2 separate regions of the Homo sapiens genome follow, and region 2 is linked to region 1. Evidence: read pairs that join two places in POLR2A ChIA-PET (ENCODE). Cell type or tissue: GM12878. All regions are shown on one strand. Links, peaks and the distances in the headings refer to the core of each region. The heading gives the core; the rest is flanking DNA.

Region 1 (5,373 bases), core at 211-5,210:
TATTTAAATTATTACCAATTCATTTGTTTTGTTTTTCAGAGGAAATAAAAGTAATCTAGATTTATTTTTGGAATTTTGCACATTAGATACTGACAATTTGAGTAAAAATAATATTTACTGAAGGCATTATACACAAAGATTTTATAGTTCCTGAGTATTGCTGGATAGATGAATATAAAAAGGAGTAGCTTAGAACATATAAAGGCTACAGGAAGCCTGGAGACTGTTATAAAATACCTTATTAGAAGACTAAGAAAATGTATCCCTCAGATCAGAACAACCAGGCAGACACATGAACAAAAACGCTGCATGTCTAACTAACAAAGAAAAGGGCCATCGTGTCTGTGCGTGTGTGTGTGTGTGTGTGTGTGTGTGTGTGTGTGAGGGAGAGAGAGAGAATGTCTTCTATCTAGGAGCTGGTGAGGGGATTGTCTACCATCTTTTAAAAGTAAAATAAAATTGCTGATGTAAGACTTTGGAAAAGCCACAAAGTTCATCAAGGTAAAATAAAAAAAGTGCAAAAAAGATTTCATGGAACATCCTTGTAAGCACTACAAAGAAAGTGATGAAAACATTTCTTTATTGTGTATCTAATTTGTCATCTAATAGTATATAGTCTTATTTTTCTGTATTTGTCTCATCTCTACAACTAGACTATAAATATATTGAAGGCAGAAACCATCATCCTTTAATTGAACATAAAGGCTAAGAAATGAAAATCATTGGCGGGAGGGGCAAAAGAGATAGGGTACTAAAAGCCAATATTGAGCATCAATGATGTGCTAGGCATTGTTCTATTTATATCCCCATATAAATCCTATGAGGTGGGCATTTTTACTATCTTCATTGGTTTACAGATAAATAAACGGAACAGAGATAAGTAATTTGCCCAAGGCTACACTGTTAAGTGGCAGAGCAATCTCCTACCCACCATGCCATTCTGCCTTTCCAAGGAACACAAAATGAGTTTAAGAGATTTAACGGCCGGGCACAGTGGCTCATGACTGTAATCCCAGCACTTTGGGAGGCTGAGGCTGGTGGATCACTTGAGCCCAGGAGTTAAAGACCAGGTGGGCCAATATGGTGAAACCCCGTCTCTACAAAAAATACAAAAATTAGCTGGATGTGATGGCATATACCTGTAGTCCCAGCTGCTCGGGAGGCTGAGCTCGGGAGGAGGATCTGCTTGAGCCCAGGTAGCAGAGGTTGCTGTGAGCCTTGATCGTGCCACTACACTCCAACCAGGGCGACAGAGTCAGACCCTGTCTCTAACATACAAACAAAAAAAGAGATTTAACAAGGTCTTCTGTGATTAAGTTCTGATAGCATCATCCACAAAGTCAAGGTTCAGAGGAGGCTGAAGAGGTCCGGGGAGGCTCCATGGAGGATGTAGATCTTAACTCAGGTCTTAATGAGTAAAATACGAGTAAGTAGGAAGGAGAGAGAGAACACGGTGAGTAGAGTCAGGAAGTGAAGCAAAAGATGCTTTGTGTTGTTTTTTTGTATTCCCCAATACGCATGAAATGAATGAATAAAAGTTTCTTTTTTTTTTTTTTTTTTTTTGAGACGGAGTCTCGCTCTGTCACCCAGGCTGGAGTGCAGTGGCGCGATCTCGGCTCACTGCAACATCTGCCTCATGGGTTCAAGCGATTCTTCTGCTTCAGCCTCCCTAGTAGCTGGGATTACAGGTGTGCACCACCACACCCAGCTAATTGTTGTATTTTTGGTAGAGACAGGGTTTCACCATCTTGGCCAGGCTGGTCTTGAACTCCTCACTTTGTGATCCACCCACCTCAGCCTCCCAAAATGCTGGGATTACAGGCGTGAGCCACCGCTCCCGGCCTCAAAAGTTTTTAAATCAAAAGCAAGAAGCCAGAGAGAATTAGTAGGAGCTCCTGATGTCATGTTGCAAAAGATGACAGATATTTTATTTCAGTCTTTTTTTTTTTTTTTTGAGACAGAGTCTCCCTCTGTTGCCCAGGCTGGAGTGCAGTGGCACGATCACGGCTCACCACAACCTCCACCTCTCAGGTTCAAGCGATTCTCCTGCCTCAGCCTCCCCAGTTGCTGGGACTACAGGCACGCGCCACCATGCCCAGCTACTTTTTGTGATTTTAGTAGAGACAGGGTTTCACTATGTTGGCCAGGCTGGTCTCGAACTCCTGACCTCGTGATCTGCCCACCTCGGCCTCCAAAAGTGCTGGGATTACAGGCGTCAGCCACTGTGCCTGGCTATTTCAGTCTACTGAAGAAGAAACTAGGAAGATTCTCTATTCAAATAATCCTTTGAAGCTTATAGTTTAGGAATATTTGCTTATATCGTGGTTAATACACAGAGTGTTCCAAGTTCCAAATGATAAAAAAGACATGTAGTAACATTATTGGACGAAATCTACTCAATAATTTGGAGAAACTTACATTTTCAACATATACTTCCTCTTTTCCAACTCTGTTTTACTTCTCTTTTTAGGTGGCATGCTGCTAAAACAAACATGACAGCTCACCACAGCCAGAACTAGAACAACTATACTACAGATACAGAGCTGTTTTTTATGGCCTTCAATGTATTACTTTGTCAGAGATTCTTTGCATGTCTAAATACAATCTTGCTCACTCTGGAGAACTAGGGAGCTGTGCTGTTCCCTTTATAGAAATGGTGTCACTTTTCCCTGGATAGGTTAAGCTTGCTTCTGTGTTCAGTGATGCTACTTTATTAGAGAGACACCCACTCACTAGATGAGAAAGTCAGACTTGGCAGTCATCAGGGTTTTATCTGAAGTTACTCTTGTAAATGGGAGTTATGTTGGCAAATAGCTGGTCCTCTGATGCAGGGCTTAAAGACAACACAGATTACATTCTTTAACCCAAATTGCACACACATCCCCAAATTCTGTCTGTCCTTTCAGACCAACTGAAGGCCATTTGGACTTCTTACAGCTTTCCCTGACCACTCCAGCCAATAGTTTTTAAACTCACAGCAGTTACTTGTAATACTAATCTGATACAATCATATTCTTTTGTTATCTAAGTAGTTACTGTCATTATAGCATCATTTTAAGGAGCAGCAAGCATTAATTTAATACCCACTTTGAAAGGACTCATGTTTCCCCAATGAGACCATCAGCTCTTCAAGTGCAGAGATCATATTGTAAAAAAAAAAAATTTTTTTTTTCAGATGGAGTCTTCTCTGTCGCCCAGGCTGGAGTGCAATGGCATGATCTTGGCTCACTGCAACCCCCGCCTCCCTGGTTCAAGCAATTCTTCTGCCTCAGCCTCCCGAGTAGCTGAGATTACAGGCGCATACCACCACACCTGGCTAATTTTTGTATTTTTAGTAGAGACAGGGTTTCACCACGTTGGCCAGGCTGGCCTCGAACGCCTGACCTCAAGTGATCCACTTGCTTCGGCCTTCCAAAGTGCTGGGATTACAGGCGTGAGCCACCGTGCCTGGCCGTAAAAAAAATTTTTTTTAAAGAGACGGGTTGGCAAGGCACGGTGGCTCATGCCTGTAATCCCAGCACTTTGGGAGGCCGAGGCGGGCAGATCATCTGAGGTCGGGAGATCGAGACCAGCCTGACCAATGTGGAGAAACCCCATCTCTACTAAAAATACAAAATTAGCCGGGCGTGGTGGTGCATGCCTGTAATCCTAGCTACTCAGGAGGCTGAGGCAGGAGAATTGCTTGAACCCAGGAGGCGGAGGTTGCAGTGAGCAGAGATTGCACCATTGCACTCCAGCCTGGGCAACAAGAGCGAAACTCCATCTCAAAAAAAAAAAAAAAAAGAGACGGGTCTCAGCCTGGCGCGGTGGCTCATGCCTGTAATCCCAGCACTTTGGGAGGCTGAGGCAGGTGGATCACAAGGTCAGGAGACTGAGACCATCCTGGCCAACATGGTGAAACCCCGTCTCTACTAAAAAATACAAAAATTAACTGGGCATGGTGGCATGCACCTGTAGTCCCAGCTACTCGGGAGGCTGAGGCAGGAGAATGGCTTGAACCCGGGAGGTGGAGGTTGCAGTGAGCCGAGATCGCGCCACTGCACTCCAGCCTGGCGACACAGCGAGACTCCATCTCAAAAAAAAAAAAAAAGAGAGACAGGGGTCTCACTATATTGTCTAGGTTGGCCTTGAACTCCTGGGCTCAGTGATCCTCCCGCCTCAGCCTCCCAAGTAGCTTGGACTACAGAGGCATGCCATGGTGTCTAGCTTGTATTGCACATTTTTAAAGACCACATAGTTCCCTTTGAGAGGTGCTAAACAGATACCTTTTAAAACAATTGAATTAAACCCCAAAGAGAACACATCTAAGAGACTGAATTTCCCCTGCCTCAATCTTGCCCCTGCCACTTTTATTTATTTATTTATTTTTTATTTTTTGAGATGGAGTCTCACTCTGTCTCCCAGGATGATCCCAGGTGGCACGATCTGGGCTCACTGCAACCTCTGCCTCTGGGTTCAAGCAATTCTCCCACCTCAGTCTCCTGAGTAGCTGGAATTACAAGCACCCGCCACATGCCTGGTTAATTTTTGTATTTTTTAGTAGAGATTGGGTTTCACCATGTTGGCCAGGGTGGTCTTGAACTCCTGACCTCAGGTGATCCGCCCACCTCAGCCTCCCAAAGAGCTGGGATTATAAGCGTGAGCCACCGCACCGGGCCCACTTTTATTGTATATTATAATGAAAAGATGGATAGCTGTTTGCTCTTTTAAAAATATAGACTTCATAGCCGGGCGTAGTGGCTCATGACTGTAATCCCAGCACTTTGGGAGGCGGAGGCAGGTGGATCACGAGGTCAGCAGTTTGAGACCAGCCTGATCAACATGGTGAAACCCTGTCTCTAGTAAAAATACAAAAAAATTAGCTGCGCCTGGTGGCAGGTGCCTGTAATCCCAGTGACTTGGGAGGCTGAGGCAGGAGAATCACTTGAAACCGGAAGGCGGAGGTTGCAGTGAGCCGAGATTGCGCCACTGCACTCTAGCCTGGTAGACAGAGCAAGACTCCATCTCAAAAAAAATAAAAAATAAAAATAAAAATATAGACTTCACCAGGTATGGTGGCTCCTGCCTGTAATCCCAACACTTTGAGAGGCCAAGGTGGGAGGACTGGTTGAGACCAGGAGTTCAGGAGCAGCCTGGGCAGCATAGTAAGACCCCATCTCTACAAAAAAATTTAAAGATTAGCTAGGCATGGTGGCACTTGTCTTTTGTCCCAGCTACTCGGGAGATTGAGGTGGGAGGATTACTTGAGCCCAGAAGGTCGAAGCTGCAGTAAACTATGATCATGCCAGTGCATTCCAACCTAGGTGATGGAACAAGACCCTGTCTCAGAAAGTACATATAAAATAAAAAATAGCCGGGCGTGGTGGCTCACGC
Region 2 (5,373 bases), core at 115-5,114, 160 kb after region 1:
TCCTCAGAGACCTGGTGTTCCTCTCTGTTTAATTTTGTCTTTTCCGCCCTATTCATTAAGTCACGCATTCAGTAGATAAGTGTTTCTTGAGCACCTACTATGTGTCAATACCATAGTAGAGGTTGTAGATAAAACACAGTCCCCAGCCCTTTAGCTCAAACTCTAATAAGGAAGATGGGCCTGTTAACCACTAAAATAGGATGTGATGAAAGCTTTGAACAAGGGAGTTATGAACATCCAAAGAAGGGTCATCAGAAGGCTTTGTGGCAGAGGTGACTTGAAGTATGAAAGATGAAGGATGGGCTGGGTGCGGTGGCTCAAACCTGTAATCCCAGCACTTTGGGAGGCTGAGGCGGGCGGATCACAAGGTTAGGAGTTTGAGACCAGCCTGGCCAATATGGTAAAACCCCGTCTCCATTAAATTAAAAAAAAAAAAAAGCAAGGTGTGGTGGCAGGTGCCTGTAGTCCCACATACTCAGGACGCTGAGGCAGGAGAATTGCTTGAACCTGTGAGGCGGAGGTTGCAGTGAGCCGAGATTGCACCACTGCACTCCAGCCTGGGTGACAGAGTCTCAAAAAAAAAAAAAAAGATGAAGGATGAAGGATGAGTTAACTCTGTGTGGACAAGACAGGAAGGGGCATTCAAAGCAGAAGGAACAGCATGTGCAAAGGGATATGGGCTTGAGAGACCATGGCTACCATGGCTAGACTGGGAAGAACACAGGGCCTCGCACACGTGGGTGTCCAGGGCCTGGGAAATGGTGGAACCCGCAGCTGAAGGGGTCCTGGAAGCCTGGCCTGCTAGGCTTTGTCTGCCAAACTGAGGTGCTTAGAAGGTTAGGGGAGTGAGTATAGCGTTTTCAGCAGAGTAACCCCTGATCCAGTCTACAGATCTCCCTCTGAGCAGGGGCAATGTCTCCATTTCAGGGCTCTTGGGGTCTTTGGCATGAATAAACCTCTTGTTTTTTTTCTCCTCTTCTCTGCTTTCAAGCCCAAGGGAAGATGGAAGAGCTCAGTTCCCTACAGCTCAGATGGGGGAAGGTGGGAGGGAGGGTGAGGGAGGGATGCCCAAGCAGAACTGCAGGGCCAGGTGGGGACTCGGCTGGCGAGGGATCTCTACCCTGGGGTGCATGCAGAGCGGCTTTGTGTGTAGACTGGAGGCGCCCAGAGGACCTCTTGGGGCAACTTTGGGAAAGCAGAAGGGGCATTTAGAGGCTGCCAGGGAGGAAGTGTCACAACTTAGGATCAGGATGCTATGAGTGTATATGTGTGTATTTGTGGGGTGTGTATGTGACATGTGTGTATCTGGTGTGTGTGTAGGTTGGCGTGTGTGCACGTGCATGTATGTATGTGTGCATTGTGTGTATGAACGGTGTGTGTGTAGCAAATCTGCAGGGGTTCACCAGGTGTAGCCTTTCCGGGGACAGTGAGGACTCCCCAAAGGAGCATTTATCTTCAGGGTGACAAGGACTGGAGGGGACAGGCTGGCATGTTCCCAGGCTCCCCCTTGCCAGCCATCCCACCTCCAGCCTCAGTCAAGCACACAGCACCTGCCAAGGGCTTAATGGCCCGTGACAGACAGGCCTGTGAGCTGGGATGATGCGGCTCTAGAGAGGATGCAGGCAGCCAGCTGAAACCTGTGCCAGAGGCTGCCGTGACCCTTGCCACCCCTCCCGGTCTCCGCCTCACCCCCTCCTCCTGCCCACCCCCACCCCCTGCTTTTGGAAGGCCCTAGTGAGGGCGCTGTCTGGGTAGTCACATGGTGGGCAGAGGCCACACTGCCGATGGGAGGGATGGGCGCCAAGGGCCTCCGATCCCTGGCTTGGAGGGAGGAAGCTGAACAAAGCTGGGCTCCCTTGGAGACTCGTCTCATCTGTCCCCTCCTCCAAGCAGCCAGAATTGTTCCACTCTGTCCCTCTGCCGGAAATTCCACCCTTTGCCGAGGCTTTCTTCTGGAAGGGTGCTGGCCCCTTCTGTGGAAGGCCCGCCGGCCTTCCCGCTTTCACCTTTTCCAGGAACCTCCCTATATTTTGCCTGCTATATGCCCCTGACCCTCTGTGGCCTGGGTGTTCCTAAATGTTACTGTCAACCTGAGGAGTGGAATTATTCCGAGTTGGTTCAGCCCTGTGAGGAATACCGGGAGGCAAAACCCACCTCTCTCAATACAGGCTCCTTGCGGCTCACTGCCCAGGAGGATCCGCTCTGAGAGCACAGCCCAGATAGCAAAGGGGTGTCAGGCCTGACGTGGGGGGCAGATGGGTGTCAGGCCTGACGTGGGTGGCCAGAGGACGTCAGTGAAGAACATAAACAGCTCTTTCTTCTTCAGCGTGTGAACTATCTAGTTTCAAAGTTGGCATTCACAAGGATTGGGCAAGGCTTGTGCCAGGATTGGGCAAGGCTTGTGCCAGGCCCTGGCACCCACCCCACTATTCAGGAAGAACTCAAGGTCACTAGAAGCAGAGATCAGGTGGGGCCCAAGGAGGGAAACCAAGAGTGAAATCGCAGGCGGGCTGAACCCACAGTGAATGTGCAGGCTGGCAGGAGATACGCCCCCGGGACACTGGGAGACGGCAGAGGCAAGGATTGTGTTTCTAGGGGAGGAGAGGGGGCCTGGCAGAGCCAGGGCCGGGATCTGGGCAGGGAGGCACCAGAAAGGAGCCAGTAAAGCAAGGCCAGAGCCCAGGAGTGGTGCCAGGCTGTGCCTGAGAAGGCACCCAGAGTGCAAGCACTCAGCCACCATGCAGGGGCCTCACACCCAGCGACAGGCTCCTTCTCTATCCAAATAGTTGTAGGCCTTTCTCGAGGCCCTGACTGCTTGGTTCTTCACAGCGCTCACACAGAAACATGAGTGGCTTGGAGAGAATTGACAGGTTTCCAAGTGGAGAAAGGGAACACATTGTTCCTGCACAGCCAGCCCGCTGCCCTCCACACTGACGACCTTTCTCCCACGACCCATTCCCCCACCTGTGCTACCTCTCCGCTATCTTCCCACACAATAGCACGACTTATTCTCTGCCTGTGATTTCTGCATGAATGCATCTTGTTACTAGGCTCCTCTTGTACCTTCTTCCAGGGAGCTGTTATGTAACAACCACACAGGAGCCCACTAACAGCCCATTGCTCCCATCAAGGAGCTGCCGAGTTCCCGCCCCTCCTCCCACCAGGTCCCTTCCTTCTTTGCTCTCAGCAAATAGCCCCTGTGCTGGGACCTTGGGAAACAAGGAGAAATGAAACCCAAATCCCATCCGAGGCCTCAGTCCTCACAAGATCCAGAAGGGGCAGGACCTTGGCTCATTTGTCTCTGGGTCCCCAGAAGTTAGTACAGTGCCTGCCAAACAGTAGGCCCTCCACACATCCTTTCTGAGTGGGGAGCAGCACATTCCAGCATGCGGGAGGGGGTTGTGGAAGGTTCTCTTTCCTCCGCCTCTTGCCTTCCCTGAGTTTGGCTTTTGGTCTTTCCTTGGAGCAGCTCCTATCAAGCCAAGCTCCGGCCCTGTTCCCCAACCCCAACCCAGGGCCTGGGCCCTCTGACCTGACAAATGCACCTCAGTTTCCCACCAGTTGTGGCCTCAGGGCTCCAACGTGAGTGAGCCACCCTCCCTTCTGTCATGCCCCATTCCCTCCGTCTGATTCCTAGGGAACAAAAGAAAAAACAAAACAAAAGAACCCCCAGACATTCCCAGTCCTCTGCAGGGCAATTCAGGAAGAAAGCTGGCTGGATGGCCCTACTTTAGCCTCAGTTTCCCCATTCTTTTCAAGGGTCCCTTCTTCTGGTCTACATTAGGGATATGTCTTTTTTTTTGAGACAGAGTCTCGCTCTGTCGCTCAGGCTTGAGTGCAGTGGCGCAATCTCGGCTCACTGCAACCTCCGCCTCCCGGGTTCAAACAATTCTCCTGCTGTAAAGCCTCCCAAGTAGCTGGGATTACAGGCACCTGCTACCACATCTGGCTAATTTTTGTATTTTTAGTAGAGACAGGGTTTCACCACGTTGGCCAGGCTGGTCTTGAACTCCTGACCTCAGGTGATCCACCTGCCTCGGCCTCCCAAAGTGCTGGGATTATAGGACATTAGGGATAGTCTGAATCAGGATGGTCTGATTGGTGTCTTACTGGGTGTGATTGCCATGTCCACAGCCAATGGCCTGCAAAGTCCAACTCCCTGACCTCATCTAGGCCACTCTCCCCTTTCTCTTGGCTCCAGGACCATGGCTTCCTCTCTGCCCTCCACCCCACCAAACTCCCACCTCAGGGCCTTTGCTCTTGTCCTTCCTCCTATCCAGAACTGTCTTTCTACAGTCACAGTGGCTCACACCTGTAATTCCAGCACCTTGAGAGGCCAAGGCAGGAACATCACTTGAGACCAAGAGTTCGAGACCAGCCTGGGCAACATAGTGAGACATCTTGGCACAAAATTTAAAAATTAGCTGGGTGTGGTGGTCAGCACCTGTAGTCCAAGCTACTTAGCGAGGTAGGAGATCGCTTGAGCCCAGGAGTTTGAGGTTGCAGTGAGCTATGATTGTGCCATTGCACTCCAGCCTCGGTAACAGAGTGAGATTATATCTCAAAACACCCCAAAACAAGGAACTCTCTTCCATGAGATATCTGCGTGGCTCACCCTCTGGTCACCTTCAAATCTTTGCTTAAATGTCACCATCTCACTGGCCTTTCCCTTCCCCCGGAGACTCCCTGAGCTGCAGCAGCACCGCACATTCCCAGTGTCCCTTCCCTGCTTAATTTTTCTCATGTATCACTTTCCGAGATATTGATTTATTTATTATATTTGTTGTCTGTCTCCCCACTGGAATATCAGCTCCATGGGGGCAGGCACTTTTGTCTATTTTGTTCTCTGCTCTTTCCCCAGCATCTATAACAGTGCTTGGCACGTGGTAGGTGCTCGGTGAATACTGGTCAAAGGAATTGCGGGAGAATTCTTGCTTTCTCTCTCTCCTAAGCTCTCACAGGACAGAGGCTCCAGGACACCCAGCTTCACTGTGAGCCGAGGCTCATGCTGCCTCTGGTCTCTGCTTGAACCGCAGGCTCAAGTCTCCTGGACAGGATGCAGCTTCTACCTGGTACCCAGTGGGGGTTGAGGTATGGCAAGCCACACTTCCCTTCCTGCCCTGCCCCTTTATTAGAGGTAGGGATTACAACCTAGCGAGGGAAACGAACTTAAAACTGGATGCTACATGTGACTCTTCCCTTAATCTGAAGGAAAAGGCACCTTAAATTGTACCTTCCTAAAAGGGGGAGGGCCTTCCTTGGTCTCTCTTTGAAAGTGTTATCTTCTGTGGGTCTATGACTCCCCCAACCTGGGAAACATCACTCTCAGGTTGCAAGATGCCAGCCAGATGCAAGCCAGCATCCTGGTCACTT

The links. Peaks named below come from ENCODE experiments on the same cell type or tissue, not always from the same donor. Only the 100,000 strongest peaks of a DNase experiment are listed, where the experiment ranks them.
Region 2: POLR2A ChIA-PET joins it to region 1 with 5 read pairs; 16 of 35 experiments call an interaction of 5 or more read pairs at or near these places.

What each region holds. Positions count from the first base shown.
Region 1 is chr6:37,158,454-37,163,826 of GRCh38, reverse strand. No RefSeq gene overlaps it. Among named protein-coding and RNA genes, the nearest start is that of PIM1, 9.0 kb to the left of the region's middle. In GM12878, for the core only: no CTCF peak of the experiment used is centred there; a DNase peak (open chromatin) is centred at 2,576; H3K27ac peaks cover 1,649 bases.
Region 2 is chr6:36,995,623-37,000,995 of GRCh38, reverse strand. No RefSeq gene overlaps it. Among named protein-coding and RNA genes, the nearest start is that of FGD2, 7.3 kb to the left of the region's middle. RefSeq lists enhancers at 2,126-2,749, 2,750-3,373. In GM12878, for the core only: no CTCF peak of the experiment used is centred there; no DNase peak of the experiment used is centred there.